Linked DNA regions of Mus musculus: all the other regions are linked to region 1. Evidence: chromatin loops called from intact Hi-C (ENCODE). Cell type or tissue: left cerebral cortex. All regions are shown on one strand. Region 1 holds the start of n-THgtg3 (a tRNA gene). Region 2 holds the start of Bloc1s6 (biogenesis of lysosomal organelles complex-1, subunit 6, pallidin). Region 3 overlaps Duoxa2 (dual oxidase maturation factor 2). Region 4 overlaps Terb2 (telomere repeat binding bouquet formation protein 2). Region 5 holds the start of Duoxa1 (dual oxidase maturation factor 1). Region 6 has its middle 11 kb from the start of Sqor. Region 7 holds the start of Gatm (glycine amidinotransferase (L-arginine:glycine amidinotransferase)).

Region 1 (4,000 bases):
ACAAAAGCGAACAAAACAAAACAGTTTTAAGGTGAGAGCAGGGAAGGAGGGTGTCGATTGGCCGCTGAGTGTGCCAACTGGGTCATGGTGACGTCATCCCAGGCCAGGCTCTCGGGGGCTCTGGCTCTCACCATTGCCAGCCCAGAAGCCTCATCAGCCCAGATAAGCAGAAGAAATGAATCCCACCAATCTTGCCCAGGAGTCTGAACAGAAAACAACACAGTAAGGTGTACAAGCCAAGCCAAGAACTCAGGGGCTTGTCAACAGCAATGGTCCCTCTTCCCTGAAGGCAAGTCTAATGGGCAGGCAAGTCACTAGATCAGCCTGATCTGACGCCCAGAAATCAGAGCAAGGAAAACAAGCAGAGTTCCTTAGTAGAGGCTAGGTTGTCCCATCTCCAGAGTGACAATATTCCTGTCCAGAAGGGCAGCTGTCAACCTGAGCATCCTCCTGCACTCCACCCCACCCAACCCCACTGCCAGACCCTGCAGCATCTGGGTCATGCTACATTTCCTTAGCTTCCTCTGCATTCTTGGCCGTAGATATGGGTGACCAGTGGGGTATCTCAGATACCAGGTGTTTCTGAGCTGTGTTTTCTTGACTGTTTTACTGTGTTCGTAGAGAGTTGACACAGCAACAGAACAGCCTAGTTCTGTCAACAGGATGAAAGCTCTCACGTGAATGGAGATCTAACAACTCCAGCTACCCAGAAGCTAAGACAGTTTGTCAATCATCTTGCCAAGGGACCACCCCTAGGAAGGCTCACCTTAAACCATGCTAAAGAGACAAATGGAACAATTATCTCTTTAACAAAATGCTATACTTTGGCTTCCCGGAATGTCTGTTCCTGGTACAGTTCCTACAAGCTGCTATGAGATCCTGCTGGGTCTGCCCACCTTAATGAGTCCTGGTTTTAAAAGCTGTAAATATTTCCTTTTGGTTCTTTCTTGGCTATTTCTCTGCTTCCAGAGCCTATATGTGCTTTTCCACTATAGTAACTGGGCTTCCTTACTCTTTCTCTGATGCACCCTTCCTTTCTGGCTTTACTTAAATGGCTTTTCCCTTTCACTCTTTCTCTCGACATTCTCCTCCTCTGGGCTGCTAGATTGACAAGTTGCCTGCCCGGAGGAACTTTCCTTTCCTTTCCTTTCCTTTCCTTTCCTTTCCTTTCCTTTCCTTTCCTTTCCTTTCCTTTCCTTTCCTTTCCTTTCCTTTCCTTTTCTTTTTTAACTCTATGAAATTGTCCACTTTGAATAAACCTTGGCTTTGCTTCACTTTCAAACTTTTCCTGCCTTTGACTTAATTAACACATAAAATGGACCGCTTGCTGCACCCTAAATAATATCAGAGTGACTGTTCCTTCCTCCTTCGTCATCCAAGCAAAAGAGCAACTGTCTTGACCAGGTCAGTTGTGCCTGGTTGGAAGCAGCCATCATGACTGAGCCAGTGGATGGTTGCTGTTGGTCACAGGACTCTCCCTAAGACCCCAGTCACTCTTCCTGGGCACCTGCATGCCATTCTGCTCTAATTTCATGTGACCTCGGGTCTCCAGAGACAGTTTACATGCTGGGGGAGGTTGACTGAAGGGGACTCCCTCTATGTGACTTCAGGAAGAAGTCATCTTGCTGGGTGAAGACTTTCTAATGTGGCCACTTTATGGTCACCTGTCAGTAACCCCTCACTCAGACTCTATAAATAAACCCAACAACCTTCTAGTTCCTGAGGGACCTCTGACAGAACTGTACTTTCTTTGTTACTGGGACCTTAGAGAGGGAGGTCGACCTGGTTTATGTCTCCCTCAGGAGGGAATGCTTGCATCTCTCCCAAGCCCTGGTGTGGGTGCAGCTCATGGGAACAGGGCTAGCAAGGCCAGCCCAGGAACAGCTGCCACAGTCCTGGTGACTAGTCTGCTGGGTTTGGTGATACTGCCTAGATACATGACTGTTCACACAAAGCCCAATGGGTTTTCACATTCACCTACTATATTTTGTTCAGCAACACTTGTAAGGCGCAAGCTGTCCTGTTATGTGGCTTTAAACTCACCAAATCTCCTAAAATGCCAGGAGACCCAGGGAAATTACAGCCTGCGAGGGTGGTTTTTGTTGTCTTTTGTTTGTTTAGGGACTTAGGGGGTGGGGCTGCAATGAAGTCTTGATTTTCTACACTGTTCAGTAAGCTGTTCTGATGGATTATGGGTGAAAGACATTACAACACCTATCTTTCCCAGGAATGTTTCCTGACTTGCTTTGCCATCCCAGAGCCCCTAGGAGGAGCTGGAGAACTTCATTCTTCTCTGGGTCCTTTCTTGACAACCACACAGCCACCATCAAGTAAGCATTCAAGAGCTAGGTGGAAAATTCACTTCCATTTGGCCTAATGCCGAATAATAGACCCGAATTTGTGGAGCTTGAGGGTTTTTTTTAAGAGCACACAAAACAACGTGATAATTTGCTTTAATGTGAGGTAGACTGGGAAGAGGAGAAAAACACCAGCACCCACGAGGCTATCTTAGCACGCCACAGTGACCACAAAAAACTAGTCCCTTCAGTGTGGTAGTATCTTTCATTTGTCATATGATCTGAACCAAAAAAGGTTCGGTTTGTTTTCCTACCTAACCCTAATTTTAATTCTAACCCCTAATTTTCGCATTGTTCCTATAATTCCTATGCCCTCCGTGATGAACTCTTAAGTCTTGTAAGGTTTTTAAAAGACTAAAATGTGATTAACCGTTGAATTAGGAAAATAGAAAGTACCACGCAGAGATATTAACAAAAGTAAGGTGACTAAACCAACAAGCTGTAAAGTCAGTCGCTCGTGACATAGTATAGTGTTTTTGAGAATTAACCACGCATTATAATGCCTTCATCATGAGCAACAGGGACATAGGAGAATTAGCCCGGGCATTACAACGCCTTCACTAAAAAGGCGCCCTTGCCGTACCATTGTTGCCACAATGCCGTGACTCGGATTCGAACCGAGGTTGCTGCGGCCACAACGCAGAGTACTAACCACTATACGATCACGGCGAGCTACCGGAACGCCACACTGTGCTGTGTAACCAGTGCGACTCTTGAGACAGGGACGATCCATCCCCTGCCATCCCTATGCTGATGTACTGGGGGGGCCCCAGCGAACCACAACGATTGACCACAGTCTTCTTGAGTTTCTATTTGGCTTGGAAACGCACCACAAAAAGACAGCCATGAAAATGCTTGGCAAGCCCAGCGTGGTGGCGCCTAGGAACCTAAAACTCGGGACGTTAGAGGCCAGCCTGTCCCGAATCAGACACAGACTCAAAATTAAAATTAAAAATTAAATAAAAAAAACAAGGAAAAAAAGAGGCCCAGTCGGCCGCTGTTACCACTGCTGCGAAGCGGAGGGCTTCTTTACGCTAGCGCACAGATCTAGCCAGGGAAACCAAAGCGCCTGCGCACACTCATAAGTCCCGCCGTTGATAGGCAGAAACAAATGCCAGCAACCCGATGACGTCAAAAGGGGCGGGGCATCCAACACAGAAGAGACCAAGGAAGGAGTCCTGACCTTAAGTTCCCGGTAGCTCGCCGTGATCGTATAGTGGTTAGTACTCTGCGTTGTGGCCGCAGCAACCTCGGTTCGAATCCGAGTCACGGCATTGTGGCAACAATGGCACGGCAAGGGAGCTGTATTTTATTCTTCTGTTCGATTTTAATACTTAGCTAACATTCTAGAAAATTAATCTCAAACTGCCTGTTGAGAATTAGGGTTTTATACCAGCGCGGGCTAAATTAAACTGCAGGCGCACAAAAGCTTCCAGTATGTTAGAGGGATGGTGTTTGCACCCGAAGTACAGAGAATTGCGTCAGCCAGAAAAATGCAATGTATATATCTAACTGTTTTCAATATATATTGTAAAAATACGTTGGTTTTTCTTAGTCTCCTATACATACTTTTTACAAATTTCCATCAAAGCAGTAACGTAGACGCCGAAGTGATTTAAAAAAAGAAGAAGAAGAAGAAGAAG
Region 2 (4,000 bases), 360 kb before region 1:
TTTCTATGGGAGACATTCTTAGAAAACAGTGTGGAACAGAACATGTGACCATCTTTGAAACTGCAAAAACCCTCTAAAAAATGGCCCCAACTTAGACTGCAGCCACCACTTTCATATGGATACAAATCTGAAAGGAGCCGAGGGGGTGCAACATTGTTAAACAGAATGAGAAACTGCAAGGATGAACAGCAAGGCCATGCACAGAAAGCAACAGTGAGCTATTAATATATGCCGTGAGTCAGCCTGTGAGGGTCCCTGAGTGCCAATTCTATGGAAAATTCAGTAAGTGGCAAGAAGCCATTTTAGGATTCTAAGGATTCATGCCTGGAGCTTGTGTTGGGGCAGTAAAGTTACAACAATGGACACACCATGCTGTGAGAATGAGAGACTAGCGGTGGTAGCTTTACACTGCTGAGGGGAGATAGATGCTAATGCCCTGCGGAATCCTCTACATGAAACAGAGGGAACTGAATCCAAGAGTGCAAATTCAGTTTCATGGGAGAGTAAGCTCACACCATTATCAAGAAGATCAGACAGCTGAGGCTAGGGATCTAGCTCTGTAGTAGAGCACTTGTTTAACATGAAATAAGTCCTGAGTTGAACCTGCAGCTAGCACCTATCCCTATCTCTGCCCTACTCTCTGACATCTGCTTTTATTTATATGCATACCACCCATTCGTTATGTGCAGAAAGAGAGAAAGAGGGGGAGAAGGGAGGGGAAGGGAGAAAGAGAGAGGCCCAGGTTCCAAGTAGGTACTACAGAGTATTACTAATGTGACTGAACAAGTCATGAAAGGGATATGTCATTAAAGAAAAGCACTGCCAGGAAATGCTGGGTTATTTGTAGCTTCCTATTTCTGAAACGCAGAGATTATTTTTAGAAGCTCCATCTAGCTTCTCTCATATGAACCAATGCTCACAGAAAATGATTTGAGTGGTGTTTTCAATCTCACAAAAACGATGGTATAAACAGTGCCCATCTGCCTATATAGCAAATTAACTGCTTCGTCCAACGGACGCCTTCGGGCATCAATGCTTAAATTTCTTCTGGAAATGTGCGGACGGCTGCTGGAGTCTCGGATGAAGTAATGTCACCTAGGAGGTCAGAGTATTTCATGAGTAGACACTATTGTACAGTTTCCTAAAAATCTACCTTCTCTCTGGCAGACTGATCGCCAACCACTAACCCTGTGACAAACAGTTGAAAAGCAACACAAACGCAAACCTTTAACACAAACCGCACCCAACAGTGCGTTTCCTCGCGGGACCAGGGTTGCCTGGCCAGGATGCTCTAGGCAGGAGGGTCGCCTGCGCTGGAGTCCCACCCACTCGAACCCGGCCCCTGTGGGCAGTCGCCCCGCAAAACAGCCGTACCCGGCGTGGGCTCGCCGGCCTCCAGGCTGTCGGAAGGCCCCGTAAGGACCCCGTCTGGAGGCGGTGGCTCAGGAACACTCATATCCCCGCACTGGGCGCTGCGTGAGGCGAGTGCTGTGGAGAAGTCACAGGCAAAGAAACCTAACGCGTTCCAGAGTCCATCCGGACGAAAGCCGCCGAGGCACACGGAAGTGACGAAAGCGGAAAACCTCGCTTTCCGACGCAGAACGTTACTGCAAGTCCGGAACGCCCGCCCCCCCCCGCCCCCCCCGTGTCAGCGCCCTAGGCGCAGCCGTGCGCGTGCGGGTTCGGTTTCACAGAGGGTGGCCGGCGGAACCCGGAAGAGAGGTTAGAGGACCGGATGTCGCCATAACCGTGTGAATGTCCCCAGTGTTGTGTCCAGTTTATAACTCGGGCCGCTAAGTGAGTCAATACGAACTCTGAGCTTGAGCGTTGCTGAGGATCTCTTCCAGTGCTTGGAAATGACGTAAAGGCTTTCTTGGAGCATCATTTGGACAAATTAAGTCAAATTACCAAAAGCACATGCTGGGCTCCTGTAAGATGATATCATGAGTTCTAAAGGAAAGTATGTAGACTTGGACAGACTCAGCTCCACAGCAAATGTAAGGATTCTCGACCCTTTTGTAAACTCTGACCTCTAGTAGCATCTCTAGTTGCTCCTCAGGTTACCTGTTCAGTTTTCCATATTGTAGCCAAAGCTATCTCAAAAAAAAAAAAAAAAACTAATATAAATAAACAAATAATGCCATGCCCCTGGAATGCACTGGCTCCCTATTGTCACCATCTTATGTTCAGTTTCACTTTAGCCACTTTTCAAGGGTAACTTCTCAACTCTCCACGGTAGAATGTCCACAGACTAATCCTTGAGACTTCTAAATATATTAGAGGGCATGGCAACGAATAAAAGCTACTAGTTAACATAACCTTAAAATAGGAAGGGTACTCCAAGGACCCAAGGTAACAGTCTGTAAAACTGATGGGGTGGGGCTGTCTGAAAAAAGATTTGATTACAAAGGATGATTAAACAAACACTGATGGGTTTGAAGACAGAGGAAGGGAGTCATTATTCTGGATGGTGGGTGACCTCCAGAAAAATTGGTAACCAATTCCTCCCCTAAAGCTTTTGTAATGGAACTCAACCCTGTGAGGTTGCTGAACTATAGAATGTGTAATAATTAGTGTTGTCATACAAATAGGAAAACAATTTATTACTCTTCAAACATCTTGTGCAATCTGGGCATTGTACGCTGTCCATTGTGCTTGTTCCTGTTTCAAACTAGAGTATCTTTTTCAAAGGCCTATTCATCTTTTAAGTGCTCTAGGATAATATCTTTTTTATTGTTTTGTTTCACAAGGTGAGGTGTCCTGTAGCCTAATCTGGCCTTAGACTCAATATGTAATTAGGGATGGCCTTGAATTCTTGGTCCTCCAGCAGACACGAGCCAGCACACTCAAACACACCTTTACTGTGGACACCATTCATTATCTCATTATTTCCTCCCTTTCATTCAGCAGTCACAGTGAAGACATTTCACAACAACAAACATCCTCCTGCCATTTAGCACTGAGCTCCTCCTTGCATTCATTATTTTATGTTTTCTTCTTTTGAATTAAAAATGACAAATAGAAACTCTTATGCATAGAGTACCAAAATAATTCTCGATAAATTTGCTAATTGGTGAACTATTGATGCCCTAGCCCTAATTCCAAACTGTATATTCCAAAGTCTGAGTTATACAACATGGTAAACATGATGAAACACCTGGCACCCTTGCTTGGTTATAAGTTTCATGTACTAATGGTGTTGTGGTGCCCTTTGGAATAGAGCCATATCCTATGAGTTTTCATTGGCTCCTTCTATCTCTTGGCCAGTACTAAGTACATTTCATTAAATTTTAAATACTGGTTATTTAAATTTAATGGATGAAATAAACTGTTATGTCCTACCTTGTCTTTATGATTTGTTTTGCTATAAGGAGAATTCTTGTTAGGAATTTTATTATTTTTAACATTTTAACTTACTGTAACAAAATCACCTAAATAAACAAGGAGTTTGTACCACATTCATCTTGCTTTTCTCTCTGATCTTTTCCTTCTTTTTCTCTTACAGCTTGCAATTCAATGTGCCACTTGTTTGTTAAGGACCCTCTGTATATGACACAGAGCTCAAAGCAACTTCTAAAACTTGATTGCAAAGAACACAACAGTTTATTGTGTCATGTTATGTCTTTTGAAGGGTCTTTAGTTTTCCCATTTTCTTTTACGTATCAAAGTTATACACTCCAAATACTTTAATGTAATACCTTTTAAGATTGAACTAGACACCTTAGTTATGCTAAAAATAGAGTTCTAGTTCCTATCCACCAGAAACATTGCTAGGCACCAAATGTTATAGTTTGTGTTAGAGTTTGTTCTTGAGGTTACATATTATGCATTGAAAAATGTATAACATTGTATTGTCCAGACAATGATCTACAATAGCCAAAGTTTGAGTTTTGAGTGAATGTTTATTAAATATACAGGAAGCCAAAGTAAAAGAATAAACAGCAGAAGGGTGGGTGGGGTGTGTGGATGATGGTGATAGATACACACATGGCACAAACAT
Region 3 (4,000 bases), 76 kb after region 1:
ACATTTGGGACATCTTCTGCCTAGGTCCTGAAGTCCTCTCTAGCAGGTTAGTGGTGCCTGGGCCAGCCCTCATTGCATCTTGGCTTTCTAGGGTGGCATTCCTCTGCTGGCTACTGGCCAATGTGATGTTGTCGATGCCAGTGCTGGTTTATGGTGGCCACATGCTGCTGGCCACTGGTCTCTTCCAGCTGTTGGCCCTGTTCTTCTTCTCCATGACCACGTCACTCATATCGCCCTGTCCCCTGCGCTTGGGCACTGCTGTGCTGCACACTCACCATGGGCCCGCTTTCTGGATCACGTTAGCCACAGGTGAGAGCCTTCCCTAGAAATAAGGACTCAGGATGAAGGTGAGGGACTGTCATGTGGTGGGATGGGGGGTCTGTTTCTAGAGGTCAGGATGTCAGTGCCTTTTTAGAGCCCCATTCTTCTTAACGCCCTCATTTTGTCAGCTTTCTCTCTCCTCATTATGCTCACTTTCCTGCCACATCCATTGTCCCCTAACTCTCTTTATGCAAGTCCTCCAGCTCTTCCTGTTGTGTGTCCCTCCTGTGTCCCCTAACCACACTTTCATGTCTCTTCCTAGAGGCCATGCCTGTCTTCACCTCATACTACCCCAAATGCCCTAAACCAACCTGTCTCACTGTTTCACTCTTCTACCAGGCTCTGTGTGCTCCCCCATGTTGTCTTGGTGTCTCCTTCCATTCTCATCTGTCCCTACTTCCAGTCTGTCTTCTCTCTCTTCCTCTTGCTCAGTTTGGAGAATGAAAATTAAGGACACTAGATCCATGTCTGCAATATAGAACCCTGGGACAGTAAGTCATCTTTATGAATTCCAGTTACTCTAAAGCAGCAGCCCAGACATAGCTTAAAGTTCTCCTGCTCTTAGAAGATCTTGGGAGGACTTACTAAACTAAAGCAAGACACATGTTGCCACAGGACTGCTGTGTATTCTGCTTGGCCTGGTCATGGCAGTGGCCCACAGGATGCAGCCTCACAGACTGAAGGCTTTCTTCAACCAGAGTTCAGAGGACCCAGTGCTGGAGTGGGGCTCTGAAGAAGGAGGACTCTTGAGCCCCCACTACCGGTCCATAGCTGAGAGTCCTGAGACCCAGGACATTCCCATGTCAGTGGCTTCCTCTGAGACATGTTTTAAGGAGGAACACCCCAAAGAGTCCGACTGTTCCCTGTAAAGCTCTTCTCCTGGTAGCCACTGAGTTTCCAGACTGCCTCCAGACATTATTGGAGCCCCACAAAACCAGCAGAACTGTCCAGGAAGTGGGTTTCAGTTGTATCATGTTCAGTTGTAATATGTATCCAACTTGTTGATGTAACAGAATAATATACACAGCCTACTAATGCAAAAAAATAAATGAACAAAAGTGCTAAGGCTCTGAAGAGATGTCAGACATGCCCAGAAACCGTTGTCGTGGTGACAGCACAGGGGTGGCTATGTCTGCACAGCATCAACCTTCTTGAAAGCTTTGCCTCGTCAAGGTGCCAACCTTCCACTCATAACAAATACATTGGGCATCCTCAGCATCCATCTCTTGCCTTTGGGGGGTCTGAGCCCCTTTCTTTCTTTTTCCAATTTTCACAGCTTTTGTGACCTCTGGGTCCACATTAGCTGGAGAACAAACATCGTGTTCCAGTTTTAACATTAACAGGCTATGTGCCACACTCTTTTTGACCTTTAGTCCCGAAATATGCTACGTAAGCTTATAGAACTCGAGAGGAAAAAAAAACTGTTTAAAAAAAAGTCCCAGGGTAGGTATAATGTGTATAAGTACTTTGCCTGATTGTATGTCTGTGAACCACTTGCACGCAGTGCCTGCAGAGGCCAGGAGGGGGCATTGCAGACATGCCCTGGAACTGGAGTTACAGGAACTGGCCATGTGGGTACAAAGACCTCAATACCAATACCTGAAAGGGCAGCTAGTGTTCTACCACTGAACCATCTCTCCAGACCCCAGGATTTATATTTTTATGCCTTGTTGACCTCTCTCTTAGCTCTCAAATACAAACATAAAAGAAGACAACCTGAAAGAATTTGCGAATGAACGCCAAAATCCTAATCTTCCCCAATACATTCAGTGTGGCTAGTAGAGATTTGGGTAGAACGTAACCCACCACCCGTTGGAGGAGATGCCTGCCAGTTCCTCTCAGATCTCACTAGAGGGCGCACCTCCCCCAGAGCCCTACTGTGTTTCTCAGGCTTCTCAGCACCTGAATGTACATACAGTACTAGGCTCTTACTAGCCTAGAGGAGTTTCTCAAGGTTGTAGCTCCAAATGGCCAAGAGAAGCCAAGGAAATTGATGGGCATGGGAATTTTGAAGAAAAAAAAAGAAACAAAAAAGTTTATTTACAGTTCTCCTGAGAAATCCATTCTCTAGAGCAAAGGCACATGGGGTGCCCCCTTGTCGTCCCGCAGGGACAAGCAGTTCTCCAGACTAAGCTATGCTCCTGGCACGCGCTCTTAACACAGTCTTCAGGTCTATGGGGTCCCAAAGAGGGGTAGAAATCCGGAGTCAGTTATTTTCACAGGAGAGTGGTAATATTTAAGTCTGGACTCTTCAACTGTTCGTGTTGCGGGTTGTTGAGGGTGAGAGGTGAGTTTCCTTTAGCCTGGTTGCTACAGTCTTTGACACTTAGATCCAGAAAGGAGCGAAGGGCGCTGGGCCGAGTATAGTGGAGAATCACCACCGCCCCTCCGAGGAGGAGGCTCAGGATGCCTGCACCGGAGGGAGGAAAGACAGAGGGACTCAGGGATGCAGGCTCTCATTGCCAGGATTTGGAGCCCATCCCTGGAATTTCCTACACGCACAACCCTCAGAAAGAACTGACATGTATTTCACGATGCACGAGTTTTCATGCAAACCCGGGCAAGATACTGAACCCTTCTGAGCTAGCTCTTCTCAACCGTAAAATAACAGTGTCGGCCCACCTTCTGCCTGCTACGGAGACGAACATATTAAATAAGAGAACCCATTCTCTAAACCGGAGAGCGTCCATCCCATACACACCCCGGTCACCACCAGGTAAGCATCCGTCGGTACTCACCGGTGGCCAGCGTGAGCCAAAAGGAGGCGCCGTAGTAAGGCGTGAGGACGGCGGAGCCCAGGCGGAAGTGGCAGAGCGGCACGCTGGAAATCGAGGCGAAGGCGAAGACACCGAAGAGCGTGAAGGCACCGGTGGTGAGCAAAGCCAGGCCTCCGTAGAGTGGGGCGGGCATGGAGAGCAGCGCATTGGCGATGATCCAGAAGCAGAATGCCACCCTGCGAGGGACCAAGGCAGCGCTCCATGAGCGGGAGTTCCCTGACCAGGACTGCTGGCGGTGTAGAGGAACCGTCCCCAACCCCCACCCCGGGAGAGCTGGGTCCTGAGCCTCCCCTCCCAGCCCCTCGGCCTCCCCCCTCCTATAGCTGGGACGTGAATTCCCATGGGTTTTGTAGATTGCCAGCCTGATGATGCCGCGAGGCTGCAGTTCCAGCTTCGGAGACCGCGCTCTCCAGGTCACATGCACCCTGCCCTATCCCCATCCCTGGCTCACCACAGTGTTGCTGCGGCATAGTGACCGGCCAGGTGATATTGGTGGTACAGCCCGCAAGGACTGCTCGGTGTGAACTTCTCTGCCAGGTATAGCACTGGGTCCGGCAGTCCCTTCTCCAAGGCATGGACATACTCCTTGGTGTAGTCTTCGTTCAGACGCCAAGTGAAACGCTCATTGTAGTCAATGGTCTCGTTCAGCTGCTGCCTCGGTGTTCCTGCGGGAAGCCATGGGGGTCATGGCACTGTGCAAGGCCAGGGACCCGGAAACTAAAGAGTTTCAGATAGGGAACTAAGGGTGGGGCAACTGTCAGGAAAGAGAAAGGCTAGGTAGTGGTACCGGGAAACGCAAAGTTAAATCGAAGGCTTTCTGAACCCGAGGGACGTGATAGGGCACTCTATCTAACACAGTGGCTCTCAACCTTCCTAAACCGTGACCCTTTAATACAGTTCCT
Region 4 (4,000 bases), 180 kb after region 1:
AGGTTTGCCTTAGATCATGGGCCTGCCTGCATATTTAAGACCAAATAGCAGCTTAGAAGAAATCAGAGCACACCCCACCACCACCATCTGTCCTCTGAGGTAAAGAGCTGACAAGCTCTGCACCATGACACAAGCCAGGCTGCTCCCCTTTACCCTAACAAGTAAAACCGAAACTGGCTCCAAGCTATGGCTCCCCACACCTTCAAGCAAAGGATTTCTGATTCTTTCTCTGTCTCTCCTTCATTCTCTGTCACAGTTGGCGACAACATGAAGCTCCTCCCAGGTTTAAAGGAAATCATCTTGTCCTTTAAGGTCCTGCTATGTTGTCTCTGATAACAAGCTCTAACCGCCTCCATTGCTCTCCTACCTCAAGTCCCTCATGCTGCCTCTGGTGGGATGCTGTCCCTCATAATGCTTTCCCACTCAAGCTGACCACGCCCCATCATGGTTGTAAGACTCTCCTTCCTAAGAAAGCTCACTGATGCAGGGCGATTTCCAGTTTACTCCTTTTCTGAATTTATAGCTTTGGTTTCTAACAGTCAGTCCTAACACTGAGGTACAACATTAAATAAGGTTTTCAATCTTATGGGAAATTATTGATAGAACATTAAATGCAAAGCTGAAAGACTTCAAGATGACCTCAGCTCTACAAACTCTGTGTCTTATTGTAAGACAGGAGAGACACAGGCTAGTGAGTAGAATTGTTTCTAATTTAAATATCCTTTATTCTTTTTTATATTTCTTATTTTTGTGAATTAAATGATTTACATTTTTTTTTAATTTTTGGCATTTTTGAAATAGGGTCTCATAAAACCCAGGTTGGCCTCAAACTAGCTTTATAACTGAGGATGACCTTGGCCTTTTAATCCTGCCTTCACCGCCAGGCTGCTATGATCACAGGCATGCACTGTATGCCTGGTTTACGTAGTGCTAGGGATAAGACCCAAATCCCACGCACACTCGATAGTCACTCTAACAACTGAGCTACATCCTCAGCCTGTTACACTTATATTAAGACAATTTAAAAACATAAAATTTTAAAGTATATGTGACTTTAAAATTTGAGGACCTTCTGGGAAGAGGAAAATAGCACAGTGGTTGAGAGTTTGGACTTCAGATCTAGATATGGCTTCAAATTCAGCTTTGGACTTCAGATCTAGATATGGCTTCAAATTCAGCTGTTCTTTCTGAATAAAACTGAATGAATTATTTAGCTCTCGAGATTTATATTCTCAATTGTAAAATGAACGGGGCTCATTGCATATACAAGCTGTGAGAATCAAATGAAATATTGTGAACCAGCAGGCACAGTGGCACATGTCTTTAATCCCAGCACTTGGGAGACAGAGGCAGGTGGACCTCTGTGAGTTTGAGGCCAACCTGGTCTCTAAAGGAAGTCCAGGACAGTCAGGGCTCTGTTACATAGAAAAACCCTGTCTCAAAAAAAACAAAAGAAAACAGGAAAAGAAATATTGTGAACTGCTTGTCTCACAAATGCCTTGTGCTTTGCAAATGTTCAATAATAATGTGTTTACTGTCAGTAAGTAGTGCTTCATGCAGATATTTCAGGATGTATTCTATTTATGTTCATATTGCACCATCTGGTGGTTCCATAAAGAAAAGGCTCTACAGAAGTAGTGGAGGTCTGCAGCAGAACAGGGTAGGGCATCGGAACACATGAACTCACAGTGGCTATCACCACATGCATAGGACTATCACAAAATCAAGCCAGCCAAAATCCAAGATGAGCAGGGAGGGGCTCATGAAGGTCCAGCCCTAGCTGAGAAGCTGTTGTCATAGATACCTGCATAAGAGGGAGGATTTGCTCAGGGATGCAGCCCCTGAAATGCTGCCAGTGCTCCAGTAGATGGTCCTATACCCATGTGCACTAAACAGACACAGCAGGATTTTAAAAGGAGGGAGAAGCACCAGATGCAGTGGTGCACTGTAATCCCAGTGTGAGCAGGCAGAGGCAGGGGGAGACTGTCAGTCTGAAGCCACCCTGGTCTACACAGTAAGTTCCAGGACAGCCAAGACTTTACAGAGAGAGAATACATGAAATTGGGAGGGGGATTAAGGGAAGGGAAGTCAGGTAGATATGATTTAAAAAATACTTAATATGTACTATGAATTTCTTAATTAAAAAAAAGAAAATTGAAAAGTAAAAAGCAGAATCTTAGGGTATATTTACATAATTAAACTTTGGGTTTTGTTTGTTTATTTGTTTGTTTGTTAAAAAAAAAACTCTCTCTAGTTGCATATGTAGTAGAGGATGGCCTAGTCGGCCATCAATGGGAGGAGAGGCCCTTGGTCTTGTGAAGATTATATGCCCCAGTACAGTGGAATGCCAGGGCCAGGAAGCAGGAGTGGGTGGGTTGGGGAGCAGAGTAGGGGGAGGGTATAGGGGACTTTCGGAGAGGAAACTAGGAAAAGGGAAAGCATTTGAAATGTAAATGAAGAAAATATCTAGTTAAAAAAAAAAACAAAAAACAAACAAACAAAAAAACCTCAACAGCATCTTCCTCTGTAGCCTAAGTAGCCTAGGCTAGCTTGGTGCTCATTTAAATCCCTCTAATGCCAAGATTTCAGCTAAAATGTACCTTGCTTGGCATGTTGTCATGTATGTGTGTTTGCGGTTTTCTCTGTGTGTAAACATGTGTGAGCATGTGTGTGGAGGCCAGAAGCTGTATGGCATTCCGTGACTCATCAATATTTCATCATCACCTTCTTTTTAATGATTATTTTTATTTTATGTGCATGAGTACTTTCCCTGTATGCATATATGCACACCACATGTGTGCCTGGAACTCTCGGAGGTCAGAAGAGGGTGCCGGATCCCCTGAAACTGGAATAACTGATGATTGAGCCACCATGTGGGTTCGGGAACCAAACCCAGGGCCTCTGAAAGAGCAACAAGATCTCCTAACCAGCGAGCCATCACTCAAGACTCACTTCTTCTCTTTTTTGTAAAAATTTCTATAACTTTGAACAAATTAATCCTTTTAATCTTAGATCTCTTTGTCTATACATAAGAACAGTGATGATGATCATGTTAATCTCAGAGGAACTGTGAAAGTAAGATAAACACACAGTCAAACTCAACGTTTCTATATTCACTTTGAACAGCCATGACACATAGTAACCAATACCTTTTGGACAGTTCTTGTTTGTGTTCTGGTGTTGGTCTAATGTTCTCCTTATCACTTGATGCCATTCTGTCATGCTGTAAATTGCAAAAGAAATCACAGCTTAAAATTTAGCAACTAACCGGGCAGTGGTGGCACACGCCTTTAATCCCAGCACTTGGAAGGCAGAGGCAGGTAGATTTCTCAGTTTGAGGCCAGCCTGGTCTACAGAGTGAGTTCCAGGACAGCCAGGGCTACACAGGAAAACCTGTCTCAAAAAAAACAGACAAACAAAACAAAAAAGCAGGGAATGTTATAATAATACTTTCATTTACCTGTCTGCCTGTGTGTCTGTGTAAATCATGTCACATGTGTGCAAGAAATGCCTCAGAGGCCAGAAATGCTCATTTGAATCCCCCAAGCTCGAGTTGCAAGCAGTTGTGAGGCACCTGATATAGGTTCTGGGAGTTCAGTAGTAAACTGAACTCTGGACCTCTCAAAGAGCAGGAAGTGGTCACCTCTAAGCTATCCCTCTGATCTCATACTAACTTTTTAATAGAAAAGACATTAGAAGCCGGGTGTGGTGGCGCACGCCTTTAGTCCCAGCACTCAGGAGGCAGAGGCAGGCAGATTTCTGAGTTCGAGGCCAGTCTGGTCTACAAAGTGAGTTCCAGGACAGCCAGGGCTATACAGAGAAACCCTGTATCGAAAAAAAAAAAAAAAAAAAGAAGAAGAAAAGACATTAGATTAGGTTGAGGCTAAGAAAATTTGGTTCCATGGTACTAATATCTAGTTACATGAACTAAGTTTTTTTTTTTTTTTTTTTTTTGGTTTTTTGAGACAGGGTTTCTCTGTATAGCCCTGGCTGTCCTGGA
Region 5 (4,000 bases), 67 kb after region 1:
TAACAGTTTACACAGCCACTTGGGTGTGGTAACTTCCCAAACAATCTGGAAATGAAGGCACAACTCCAGGGCAATGAGGCCCCAGGCAGCGGCAGATCTGGGAGAGTACACGCCTGTCTGGTTCTTGTCCACATGGCCATTTTTCCAAATCAGAGTCTTAGAATCATGACTCTGTTGGCCCCGAGGTGGGAAGGAGAGCGAAATGAGTTAAAGCCACAGAGATTCCATCCTGAAGACCCAGGGAGTAACTGTATACTGAAGAACCAACAAAGTCTCTCCTTGGCATAATGTGATGGTGCCAAGAAACCCTCTAGGCCCAAACAAACTAGGTCATTCAACATTATCAGGACCAGATGACCCTAGTTTTTCAAAGTCAGTGTGCTGAGCTCAGGCCTTAGCAAGGTTCCTTTTAGCCTCGGGGAAAGATTGGAGGCACACGAGGCTACAATTCCTGTTCCGCAGAAAAGGAGGACCACCGGTACCCCTTTCCTCCGCTGTCCCCACCCCTAGAGCCCTCTCTCTCGGAGCACCCACTTTCGTGGGCCAGGAGAAATGTTCAAGGATCTGACCTTAGCTTCTGGTCGCCCCAGCCTGGGACTGCGGATAGGCTCCTGGATGACTCCGGGTTCGCTGTAGCCCGCTCCTCCGTTCTGGCAGCTTCTCCAGCTCTGAGTCGGGGCGGGCGGGGCTGGGGGTGAAGAGCGGACAGCGCGTCCCAGCTCTGGGGCGGGGCACAGTAGGGCGGAATAGAAGCTAGCGCGGGGACCCGCGTGAAAGGGGACCGGAGCATGAAAGGTGAGACCTTGTAGGATGCAGGGCTCCTGGGTGCCGAGGGTTCAGGCACGTTGGCCGTTTGGGAGGCGGGAAGGGCAAGTCTCTCTCCCCAAGTTCCAACTCTTGGGGGCTGAGGAAGAGGGTGGAAGATAAACAGGGTGTGGGGCAGGAGAGCTGTTCCCAAATTCTCCCCACACAGTCGGGGGCCAGGGCTCTAAAACAAAATCTCCCAACATTAACCTACAGATCAGACCTGTCGCCAAAGCAAGGTATCCATCTGTCCCCAAAACCTGTAAGTCTAGATAACCAGGTTTCCTGGTGGAACCTCCCAGGTCTCACCGTCCTGTGAGCCTCGTTTGTGTTACAGCTGCCCGAGGTGCTGGCATGGGTAGGAATCGGGGATCTTAGGGGTTGGGTGCAGAGGGCACAGTGCTGGGGCGCTGTCCTAGCACGCCAGTCTGTCCCTGGTTCGGTTCGAGGGCGGAGTGCCAAGTACGAGAAAGTTGACAATGACTTGAAATGGAAGGCGGAGAAGACACCAGGCTGGGTTTATGGGAGTCACAACCTGGTCCGCAATTGACTTAGAAGAATGGGGAATTGGAAGGGATTCTGCCTGAACAAAGTGCATGGTTTTGGCGACAGGACGTCCACGTCTGGACCCGGTTCCTGCCCTATCCCCACGACCAGGAGCGTTGTGAGTGAGTGCCCAAAGACGAGCAGCGCCAGGTGCCATGCGCACAGTATCTGAAAGAGAGGAAGGTAGGGAACCATGGATCGGGTGGGCTCAGAGGTATGAGATCAGACCTTGAAGTGCTGTTCCGGTACCGACCTCCAGGGGCGCACTTCTTGAGTCTACACAGACCAATTCAGATCAAGGGGGGATTTGTGAAGGAAAAGTTTGAAAAAAAAAAAAATTTAAGCACGGCGAACTCCTTAAGGTTATGAGAGTCACAAGATTTGTCAATACTGAATCTTTATTTCTCTTAACTGGAGTCTGGGTAGATTGGATTGCTCAGTTCCCTATCCTCCACCACCCATCACTACCCGCCCCCCCCCCACACACACGCCCAACCTCTTCTCCCCCAATTCACACCCCCGCTTTCCCCCCACCCCCAGCACACACACACCTCTAACTTCCTTAGGAAGGAGGATTAGGTTAGGCGGTCCTGAAAAAGACTTCCTTTAGCCAGGCAAGGCTGTAAACCTTTAATGGGCTTTACTTCAATCAGAGAAATAAACTATCATATTTCGGTAGCCGTGTCTCACCTATCAGAGTGCTTGACAATATTAGACTGTCACCTAAACTACCCTTATAGAAAGCGAGCAGTCCTTACTTTGCAGGTTCTGTAGATGGGGGCGGGGGCAGAGGAAGGCTTTAGGAAAAAAAATCTTGTCAAGCTTCGAGAGAGGTTCCAGATCCGATCTTCTTCAAGACTGTTAACTCTATCTCTACCCTCTGGTCCTATAAACACTGGAAATTCATTTCGTCTTGTGATAGGTAAGGGCTAGGTAACTAAATCTAAAATACTTCTAAACACGGGGGAAAGTACTTAAAGGCTGCCCCCCCCCAGCCAAGTGAGAAAATAGAACCCCAAAGTGAAGGAATTGGCCAGCCTCAGTGAGAAAGTGCCCAACTCATAGCAGGAGCCCCAATGAAAACCTCTAGGTGTCCGTGTTACTGGGCACTACAAAGAGTGGGTGCTCCTTTCTCGTGACTGTGCTTTTAAAGTTGTAGGTGTGGGTTTGATTGTCCAATGGCTGCTTATGTTCATCAGTATAAAATGCATGTGTATCCCAGTCATGGTGGTGAGCTAAGGGACCAAGGGATAAAATTAATATTGATGTGAGATTGTGCTATTTGAACCAATTCTACAGTTAGGCTTCACTTGTCAAGCCTGAGAGAGGAAGACGGTCCCAAGAGAAATACAGGCTTTGTTGGCAAAGCAGAGCTCTGTTGATGAAGCCCTGTTAGCATAATAATGAAACCAAATTAGGATCAGCCCAGAAATTCAGCTTTACCAAGCCAGGCAGCATAGAGTAAGGAATAGCTAAGTAGTGAAAAGTGAAATGGGAGAGTGGAAGAGAGCAAGAGAGCAAGGGACCAAGCAAGGCAAATCGGATTCAGCAACCATCACTTGCTCTAATCATCCTTAATATTTGGGAGAATTGCAAATAAGTTAACAATGTCCATTCTGTACTTGAGATACAGAAAAGCCTTTTGTTAGTGTTTCTTTGACGCATCATGTTAATAGAGATGAGCCATGCTCACAAAACTTTTATAACCTCTCATTAAAATAAGCACAGGAATACTAAGAATACGTGATCCTGACCAAGATGCCTTAAGTTAGTTAATATCTGCTTATGCTGCAAATATCCATTGTTGGAATTCACATATAATATATAATAGTATATAATATGGGCTCTTCTTTCACTTTTCCACACACATTTGGTGTGTGTGTGTGTGTGTGTGTGTGTGCACGCACGTGTATGAACGCATCCTATGGCATGAGTAAGGATGTCAGAAAACAACTGTTAGGAATCAGTTCTCTCCATCCTGCCATGTGACTTCTAAGGATCAAACTCAGAATTTCAGGCTTGGCAGCGAGCACCTCCACCACTGAGCCACCTCACTGGGCTTGAATGAGTTCCTTCTATGAACAATCTATGCTCTATCTAATACATGTCTTCTTTCTTCCTCTCCTTCCCCTCTCCTCCCCTTTCTTCTCCTCTTCTTCCTCCCCCTCCCACTCCTCGTCCTCCTCCTCCTTCTTCTAGCCTTGAATCACCTGCAACTTGCTATGTAGATCAAGCTGGCCTACAACTCAAAAAGTTCTGCTTGCCTTTGCCTCGAAGGTGCTGGTTTTAAAGAATGTATCACCATGCCCCTATCTAAACTCAGATCTAAGGCATTCTTCCTATATAGACTTCCTTAGAAATATAATGGTTTCAGTTTGGGTGTCATAAATAAAAATTCACTATAACAACAACAACAACAACAAACCCTTATGTTTTATAATAAATGTCACCAGGCCAGCGGAACAGCTCATTCAGGGAAGGCACTTGCTGCCCATGCCTGACAACCTGGGTTCAATCGAGCCTAAGAACCCACATAAAGATGAGAGGAGAGAATCTGTTCCATAAAGATGTCCTCTCACTTCCACGTAGATGCCATGGGAAGTACGCGCGCACACACACACACTCATACATGCACAGAATAGCTTCTTTT
Region 6 (4,000 bases), 380 kb before region 1:
TATCCAACTCCTAGAAGAAGCCTGGTACCAGGTTTCACAGAAGCTAGGCAGAATCCCAAGCATCTTGAGACACTGTGATACTTTGTTCACCTCAAAAGAAATACAAATCCATGGATTGCAGAACAGTAACCACTTAACACTCAGCTTCTATGTCTCCACTCTTTTCCAGTTAATAAAGGGAATCCTCTAAGCCGGTGGTTCTCAGCCTTCCTAATGCTGTGACCCTTTATTCTAGTTCCTCATGTTGTGGTGACCCCCAACCATAACATTATTTTGCTTGATACTTCACAACTGTAATTTTGCTGCTGTTATGAATTGTAATGTAACTATCTGTGTTTTCCAATGGTCTTAAGTAATGCCTGTGAAAGGGTCATTTGACCCCCCAAAGGAGTTGTCACCCACAAGTTGAGTCACTCTGGGTTCCATGTAGGCAGAACTTCTTCTGCCCGGCCAGTACTTCACTGATGAGCTCACAGTTTGCTTGCCCTTGAGCCAAGTGCTCACCCCAGGCCCAATCAATCCAGGCAGGTGAAAAGATACAGGATTTCCAGATCTTTCTCCACAGCGGGCATTCGGTGCTTTTCTTAGGAAAGGATTCTAAGCATAATCAATGATTGTGATGAAACAGATAGATGGTAGCTAACTGAATTGATTGTAGAAAGATAAATTGATAGATATATGATAATAAATCGATTGGTCATGATTTCAAGAGGGGAAAAATTAAGCCCTCAAGTCCAACATCAAACCAGAAAACTCAAAAAGTTAGAGAAAAATGTAGCTTTAAAATGTGTTACGGATACTTTAAATATCTCACTGTTTAAACAAAAGCTCATGTTAAGAAACTGCATTTGAGGTGGCTTCATTCATAATGTCACTTGCCATGCAAGCTTAATGTCCTGAATTCAATTCCCAGATCTCACATAAAGATGAAAGGAAAGAGATAAGTTTACAAAGTTTCCTCTGACCACCACATGTGCTCCCTGACACATGAACCATCCACATCATGGAGTTTGCAGCCATCATAGAGTACATAAGACTCTGCATCAAAACAAACAAACAATAGCCAAGTAGTATTCCATTGTGTAAATGTACCACATTTTCTGTATCTACTCTTCTATTGAAAAACATCTGGGTTCTTTCCAGCTCCTGGCTGTTATAAATAAGGCTTCTGTGAACATAGCGGAGCACGTGTCCTTGTTATTTGTTGGAACATTTGGGTATATGCCCAGTAGTGATATAGCTGGGTCTTGAGGTAGAAATAATTCCAGTTTTCTGAGAAACCGCCAGACTGATTTCCAGAGTGGTTGTAGCAGCTTCTAATTCCTCCAGCAATGGAGGAGTGTTCCTCTTTCTCCACACCCTTGCCAGCATGTGCAGTCACTTGAGTTTTTTATTTTAGCCTTTCTGATAGGTGTGAGGAATCTCGGGAGGTGGGCGTTGATTTGCATTTCCCTGATAACTGAAGATGTTGAACGTTTCTTTAGGTGCGTCTTGCCCATTTGAGATTCCTCAGTTGAGAATTGTTTAGCTCTGTAACCCATTTTTTAATTGGGTTATTTGATTTTCTAAAGTCTAACTTCTTGAGTTCTTTGTATATTTTGGATATTAGTCCTCTATCCGATGTGCCATTTTGTCCTATTGACAGTGTCCTTTGCCTTCAGTTTCATGAGGTCCCATTTGTCAATTGTTGATCTTAGAGCATGAGCCATTGGTGGTGTGTTCAGGAAATGTCCCCCTGTGCTGATGTGTCCGAAGCTCCTTCTCACTTTTTCCTCATCATACCTGGTTTTATGTGGAGGTCCTCGATCCACTTGTACTTGAGCTTTGTACAAGAAGGTAAAAATGGATTAATTTGCATTCTTCTACAATCAAATGGGTGGGTGGGGAGCACCCTCTTAGAGGCAAGGAGGAGGGGTATGGGATGGGAGATTTGCAGAGTGAGATGTAAATAAATAAAACAATTAATAGTAATATAAAAAACTTTCAAAAAGGCTTAACTTAATGTCATCAAAGCAAGTGAAGTTATTACTGAATCTGCTCTAGGGGCGTGCGATACTGCAAACCACCAGGAGATGGCAGCATTGCTCCATGTGTGGTCTAGTCGGTTGTTAAAAATGTTTCACCTGGGCTTAGTATGTAATTGCTCACGTCATCTTCAAGCCGATCCTTGAGAGATCTGAGAAGCCTTCTGTTGATGAAAAGATATAATGCTAAACAGTACATATGACAGGTATTTTTTACATTCTAATCCATTTGTTGTCTTTGAATTTATTTGATACCCAAGATCTTGGAACCTAGTTGGCTTAATTATACATGTAATTAGGCATGAAAACAGTATCGTTGGTTATCCAGGGAATAGAAGCCTCCTAGCTATCTCCAAGTTTGAAGAACTATATTGTAATAATCTTTTCTTTATATGTATGTAATCCATTTTATTATAGACATGGATGGATAGACAGACAGGCAGGCAGGCAGACAGACAGACAGACAGACAGACAGACAGACAGATAGATAGATGTTAGAGTCAATTATATATACTCAAATATACACCAAAACCCAACTGTGATGGTGAGTTTTACATGATAGCCTGGTTAGGTCACGGTACCCAGTTATTTGGTCAAATATTAGTCTAGACTGTGCTCTGAAGATGTTTTTAAATGAGACTAAAATGTGTAAGTACACTTTTAAAGATATATTAACTATAACCAGAGTAGGCCTGTAGATACTTCCTTGGGAACACATCATAATAGAGACTTACCACTCGTGCTCCTGGCTTGCTGGTCTGGAATACAGAGGACCCAGTGTGGCTGACCTTGGTTCTTTGTCTCCGTCCAGAGCTACAGATCTTCATAGACCTGGCACTGGCCAGAGCCTAGATGTCCTTTCCATGCTTTACTCCCTTCTGTATTAGAGAACCAGTCTGAGGGACCAGAGGTGTAGTTTAGTGGTGAATCTGGCTAACATGTATGACTTCAGCATGCGCACACACACAGACACACACACATGCCCATTTGTGACCTGCTGGCATGGGTTCCACCTTGCCACTCAGCCAGTTCTCCTGCCCCTTTGGGAAGGTTGGTGTTTGCTTCCCTTAGCAGAGGAGCCCATCTTTGCCATGCCCCCTGGGTGGCAAGAACTGCACAGCCCACATCAGTGTTGGTGCTGAATCCATGCAAAATGTATCACAGAGTCTCAGCAATCACAAGAAGTTTCCCAGCCCTGTTCAGATGTCACCCAGTGGATTCCCTCGATCGCAGAGCATACCTTTTGCAAGAAGCAGATCACCCTCCAGAATGCAGAGTGAGGTGAAGGGCTTAGCCAACCAAGGGGATTTCTCTTGAGAAAGGTCCGGAAGAAGAGGATCTTCTACCCACCTTTGAACTCGGACTCTTTCAGCAGCTATCAAATACCAATGGCTCTTCAGCTAGTGGTGGGATTAGCATACCTACCTTCTGCCCTCTGTGCAGAGATTTTTCTTCCAGGCTGGAGCATGTGCAAGTCTTGTGCATGCTGTCATGATTGCTGTGAGGACAACTGCCTTGTTGTGCCTGGAAAGCACTTTTTGATGCTATTAACTCCTCCAGTTCTTACAACCTTTTTGCCCTTTCTTCCACAAAGGTCCCAGAGCACTTTGGGGGGGGGGGTATGTGATATATGTGCCCCCATTGATGCCTAACTATGCCACAGTCTCTTGTTCTCTGCACATTGATGATTCTGGTGGCATGGGTGGCGGGGTGGGGGGAGCATCTGTTAATTGCCATCTACTGCTAGAAACTCCTCTGATGAAGATCGAGAGATGCTCTCATCCATGTAAATGATTAGGAGTCATTCAATACTATGTTGATTTAGCAGGATAATAATTTCAGATTCTCCCAAGGCCTATGACCTACCTGTCTAATCATGAGCATCTTTAACAGTGCTAGACATTGGTTACCCCACATAAAGGGGACCTGAGATCCAGTCACAGAGTGGTTGGTCGTGCTACTATGACACCAGTGGG
Region 7 (4,000 bases), 230 kb before region 1:
CAAATCACTCATCTGAGTCTAGCAGAATGCTACTAGGAGTCAAATACTAGTGTAGCTTTTCTCACTACATTCTAGCTGTGAAAATATACTTGAGTTACCTTATTTGAACTTGAGTGTTAAATTTTTCCCTGATTTTATTCTTTTCAATCCTCTAAATAGAAAAAAACAAAGTCTAGGGGGGGTGGTTTAATTTGCTTCGATAACAGTAGGGCTGGTGTGTGGGGCTTGCTCTCTCCTCTGCTCCTCTCCTGGATTACAAGAGATGAGGGTGTCAGTCTGGCTGTAAGCATTTCCCATTGTCTAAAGCTAAATTGCCCCCTAATTTTTGTCAGATACTTTTAGATCTTGCACTTTCAAAATAAAAATAATGTCTTCAATGAGGGTCATGAGGTGTTTATAGATCTCTGACAAAACTGGAAACCAAGCAAAGTGAAAGTCTTCTTATGTGTACTTACCAGCCATTGTTTGAAACAAAGTATCAGACAGACCAAGCCCTCCTGGAACTTACAAAGTTGACTGAACCACTATGCTGGCTCTTACAAGGTTTGTGGTGAGGTTTGTTTTGGCTGGTTTGGTTGGTTCGGTTGTTTGGCTGCTTTTAAATACAAGGTGAGTGAGAGCACTCTTCTACTAAGCTATATCCTGAACCTTAACCATCTTTTTAAATCCCTTCACTGAGAAGGGTACATCTCTGGTCACCCTAAGTACACCCAAAGACATAGTCCCCAGAGTTGATTGAGTTCATCTATTGGGTAAAAGTTTTAAGTTTTGAGAAATTCTTCAGATTCCCCGAAGCCCTCACTAGCAGAAGGAGCGAGCCTTTGATAGAAAGGTCCAGGGTTGTGCTTCCAAGCCACACAGCATTTTAAGAACAGAGCTAAGATAGGAACCTAGACTCACTGGCTCCCTTCACCATATCAGGACCTTGAGACCTCTTTGTTGAGTATTACCTCGTAATCATACGACTCTTAAGAGTTGCCTAGACTTTACCGGCACCGTTTATTTTGGTCTCTGGTTAGCTCGTGGACCAGGGACTATCAATGTCACCGTTCTCAGTTTCTAGAAAACACAACACAGAGAAGCCGGCAGGGGGGTGGGGGGTGCTCATCATACAAGCCTATAATCGCGGGATCCAGGAGAATGGAGGGCCGGAAGCCAGACTGGACGACACAGCCAGGCAAGAAGTACTCAAATCTGCCCCTTCTGCTAGGAAGTGATGTGTCTATTTGAGTTCTCTAGTTTTAGTTCTACAAATCCAGTTAAGGGAACTACTTTGTAATCAAGCACCCAAGTCATATTGAAAGAAACCTTTTAAGATGTGCCTCAGAAGCAGAAGCTAACTGTAGCTCCCCCACTCCTTATTACTTTTGACTTATTATTATCTGCCTGTTTTCATAACTGAGTTTCTCAAAGCAGGAGCACCTAGCCAAAGACCACCAGTGTTCTAAAGACCACCACCACATAGGCTCAGGTCGACAAACTTGGAAGCTAACTCGGGGCCGTTCCACTCAGTGGCCCATGGACTAAGACTGGCCTTGGGGTTTACACATTCAGGTTGAAAAATGGACTTCCAACAAGAGAGACTAAGGAACCATCATCCCTGCTAGGCATTGGGTAGCCTCTTCATGGGTCTTCGCCGCCGCTGACCTGAGCCAGTACGGGAGGCACGAGCTAAAAAAAAAAAAAAAAAAGGGCCAGCCCCGGGACGTGACCCACGGACGCCGAGGCCACCTGTTCCTGGCAGCCAATGGGCCAGGCCCTGGGCGCGGCTACAAAAGCAGCGCGCGCGGCCGCAGGCTGGGAGCTGGCGCGAGCTTGGCGACTAGGACCTTGTGCACGCGGAGCAGCAGAGACGGGGCGATGCTACGGGTGCGGTGTCTGCGCGGAGGCAGCCGAGGTGCCGAGGCGGTGCACTACATCGGCTCTCGGGTGAGTCCCTACGCTGCCTCGGGACCTCTGCGGGATGCAGGATGGGGACCCAGAGGGAGACTGGACACCCCGGTAACAGGGTGGCGTGGTCTGTGTTCCGTAGCCCGTGAGGGCGTTTTCTGGGAAGATGCATGTGAGGGCATGGACGGAGCCTACAGGCCGGCTCCAGCTGAAACTCTGGGATCCCTGGGCTTTACCGGGGAAGTTGGAATGAGTCCATCCTGTCCCCCACCTGCTGCTCTGCCAGGCCCTCTGCTTCCTTGGGATATCCGAGCCCATGCCTGCAGACCCTCCCTTGCTCCTTGACAGGAATAGCTCTGGCAGATGAGTTCTGCCAGCAGCTGGTTCTTGAACAGCTGTCATTTGCTCTCTTGCTTTGGGTCTCCACCCAAGAGTCCCTCTAGCTCCCTTCTTAGAGGACTTTTAACAGCCTGATAGAGTTTGGGGGCGGGATGAGGTTTGCCAGGGGGAGTGGGTAAGGGAATCTTCCTGCGCTAGGTTATACAGGCCTGTCTTAAAAAGAAGAAAGAAAGAAAGAGAGAAAGAAAGAAAGAAAGAAAGAAAGAAAGAAAGAAAGAAAGAAAGAAAGAAAGAAAGAAAGAAAGAAAGGAAGGAAGGAAGGAAGGAAGGAAGGAAGGAAGGAAGGAAGGAAGGAAGGAAGGAAGGAAGAAAGAAAGAAGGTTTTTAATATGCTTAGATCTCTTTTTAAGTTTACATTCTGTGCCTGCCTGGGTTAATCCTTATGGTACACATGACAGTCATCTCTGACTTGAAATGAAAAAAAAAAGTGATTAAAAAAAAGGTTGGGGTTGCTTATTCTGAAAGATAAGGTCTTTTCAGATCCCATGTTATTTACAGTAAAAAGAACTCCGTTTTGGTAACCTTCCAAACTGAAAAAGCAAGACTTCCTCCTTCAGTTGGACATTGCCGGTACTTACTGGGCACTTCCTTGAGGAAGAGGATGGCCTATCTTCTAAGAAAGTTTCTGAAAATTAGTTTGCAAAAACTTTGAGATAGATATGGGAAACATGTTGCTGGGAACCAGATCTTTCTGGGAGTTCTAAAAGATTACAGCATATGACAAAAACAAAATCAGTCTATCATCAACAAAAAGTTATGTGGGTTTTTTTTTTAATCACCCAAAACCCCTCTACTAGTCAACATCTTAGGGTCTCCTCAAGTACATATCTGTGTTATCCTGAGTCTCACACTTTAACCATACCTTGTTTGTGTGTGTGTGTGTGTTTGTTTGCTTTTAAGCTTGGAGGATCCTTAACAGGATGGGTGCAGCGAACTTTCCAGAGCACCCAGGCAGCTACAGCTTCCTCCCGAAATTCCTGTGCAGCTGAAGACAAGGCCACCCATCCTCTGCCCAAGGACTGCCCTGTCTCCTCTTACAACGAATGGGACCCTTTAGAGGAAGTGATAGTGGGCAGAGCTGAAAATGCCTGTGTGCCACCATTCACAGTGGAGGTGAAGGTAAGCCAGGGCTACCATGGGTCTGGGAGCCAGTCCTCAGCAGGTCCTCAGCGTCTGCAGCCTGCGTTCCACTGTACCTCTCCTCTGCAACTGCCTTCACTCCTCTGGGGCAGGGGAGTGATTTTTAAGGTATTTTGCTTGATAGCTCCAGTATTTGGTATTTACCTTTTTCTTCCCTCTGGAAACCTCCCTGGGAGTTTAGGAGAACTTTGGATAATCCTCCATATTGTCACTTTTTGCCCAGTATCCATAGCCATCTTCACAGCTTCTGGTCCCTCCTTCACTCAAGTCCAGACCACTTCCCTTCTTGCCATCCAATCTAGATCTACACTAGGAACTCCACAAGATATTGCCACAGGACCTCTCACTTGGCACAGCTAGAATTTCAGTTGCCAGACACCTCTAAGCCAAAGCCTTCTTTTCTTCCTTTTAATGTCTGTCATTCTTGTTTAATCAAACCAAAACACCGGAGATCTTTGATTTCTCCTCTGTCACATCCACATCCTCCACATCAAGCATCCAATCCCTCTTATTGAAAGGAAGCTTGCCCCATGCCTCAGCCTCTGCCCCAGGTCCGCCGGGCCGGAGCTCA

The links. Peaks named below come from ENCODE experiments on the same cell type or tissue, not always from the same donor. Only the 100,000 strongest peaks of a DNase experiment are listed, where the experiment ranks them.
Region 2: a loop joins it to region 1, with 5 times the contacts of the local background. A loop is called at or near these places in 7 of 42 quality-filtered maps.
Region 3: it touches region 1 in a loop (2.2-fold over the local background); 7 of 42 quality-filtered maps call a loop at or near these places.
Region 4: it touches region 1 in a loop (7-fold over the local background); 11 of 42 quality-filtered maps call a loop at or near these places.
Region 5: it touches region 1 in a loop (2.5-fold over the local background); 7 of 42 quality-filtered maps call a loop at or near these places.
Region 6: a loop joins it to region 1, with 2.5 times the contacts of the local background. A loop is called at or near these places in 19 of 42 quality-filtered maps.
Region 7: a loop joins it to region 1, with 2.9 times the contacts of the local background. A loop is called at or near these places in 29 of 42 quality-filtered maps.

What each region holds. Positions count from the first base shown.
Region 1 is chr2:122,376,994-122,380,993 of GRCm38, reverse strand. The region is part of intron 1 of Gm39918 (predicted gene, 39918); the gene reads right to left. n-THgtg3 (a tRNA gene) reads left to right here and starts at 3,560; the gene lies at 3,560-3,631. It overlaps n-THgtg5 (a tRNA gene), which reads right to left and starts at 3,026; the gene lies at 2,955-3,026. In left cerebral cortex, a CTCF peak has its summit at 2,272; DNase peaks (open chromatin) are centred at 59, 2,288, 3,002 and 3,502; H3K4me3 peaks cover 1,828 bases; H3K27ac peaks cover 1,779 bases.
Region 2 is chr2:122,736,079-122,740,078 of GRCm38, reverse strand. Bloc1s6 (biogenesis of lysosomal organelles complex-1, subunit 6, pallidin) reads right to left here and starts at 1,574. Exons shown (of 5, transcript NM_019788.3): 1 at 1,375-1,574. The coding sequence starts at 1,456. Bloc1s6os (biogenesis of lysosomal organelles complex-1, subunit 6, pallidin, opposite strand) reads left to right here and starts at 1,717. Exons shown (of 2, transcript NR_156706.1): 1 at 1,717-1,997. In left cerebral cortex, no CTCF peak of the experiment used is centred here; DNase peaks (open chromatin) are centred at 299, 882 and 1,570; H3K4me3 peaks cover 2,027 bases; H3K27ac peaks cover 1,858 bases.
Region 3 is chr2:122,300,935-122,304,934 of GRCm38, reverse strand. Duoxa2 (dual oxidase maturation factor 2) reads right to left here. Exons shown (of 6, transcript NM_025777.2): 4 at 3,550-3,763; 5 at 3,060-3,274; 6 at 2,050-2,731. The coding sequence ends at 2,538. It overlaps Duoxa1 (dual oxidase maturation factor 1), which reads left to right. Exons shown (of 10, transcript NM_001305262.1): 9 at 92-309; 10 at 937-1,386. The coding sequence ends at 1,190. Among named protein-coding and RNA genes, the nearest start is that of Duoxa2, 4.0 kb to the right of the region's middle. In left cerebral cortex, CTCF peaks have their summits at 1,887 (motif pointing right) and 2,153 (motif pointing right); DNase peaks (open chromatin) are centred at 1,867, 2,189 and 3,133; H3K4me3 peaks cover 861 bases.
Region 4 is chr2:122,192,455-122,196,454 of GRCm38, reverse strand. It overlaps Terb2 (telomere repeat binding bouquet formation protein 2), which reads right to left. Exons shown (of 7, transcript NM_028914.1): 5 at 3,150-3,223. Among named protein-coding and RNA genes, the nearest start is that of Terb2, 8.2 kb to the right of the region's middle. In left cerebral cortex, a CTCF peak has its summit at 1,597 (motif pointing left); a DNase peak (open chromatin) is centred at 1,613.
Region 5 is chr2:122,310,465-122,314,464 of GRCm38, reverse strand. It overlaps Duoxa1 (dual oxidase maturation factor 1), which reads left to right and starts at 735. Exons shown (of 10, transcript NM_001305262.1): 1 at 735-795; 2 at 1,021-1,066; 3 at 1,417-1,533. It also overlaps a transcript of Duox1 not described here. In left cerebral cortex, a CTCF peak has its summit at 1,603; a DNase peak (open chromatin) is centred at 1,567.
Region 6 is chr2:122,752,054-122,756,053 of GRCm38, reverse strand. No RefSeq gene overlaps it. Among named protein-coding and RNA genes, the nearest start is that of Sqor, 11 kb to the left of the region's middle. In left cerebral cortex, a CTCF peak has its summit at 2,065 (motif pointing right); a DNase peak (open chromatin) is centred at 2,095; H3K4me3 peaks cover 244 bases.
Region 7 is chr2:122,609,077-122,613,076 of GRCm38, reverse strand. Gatm (glycine amidinotransferase (L-arginine:glycine amidinotransferase)) reads left to right here and starts at 1,800. Exons shown (of 9, transcript NM_025961.5): 1 at 1,800-1,929; 2 at 3,190-3,408. The coding sequence starts at 1,861. In left cerebral cortex, no CTCF peak of the experiment used is centred here; a DNase peak (open chromatin) is centred at 1,800; H3K4me3 peaks cover 2,647 bases; H3K27ac peaks cover 2,204 bases.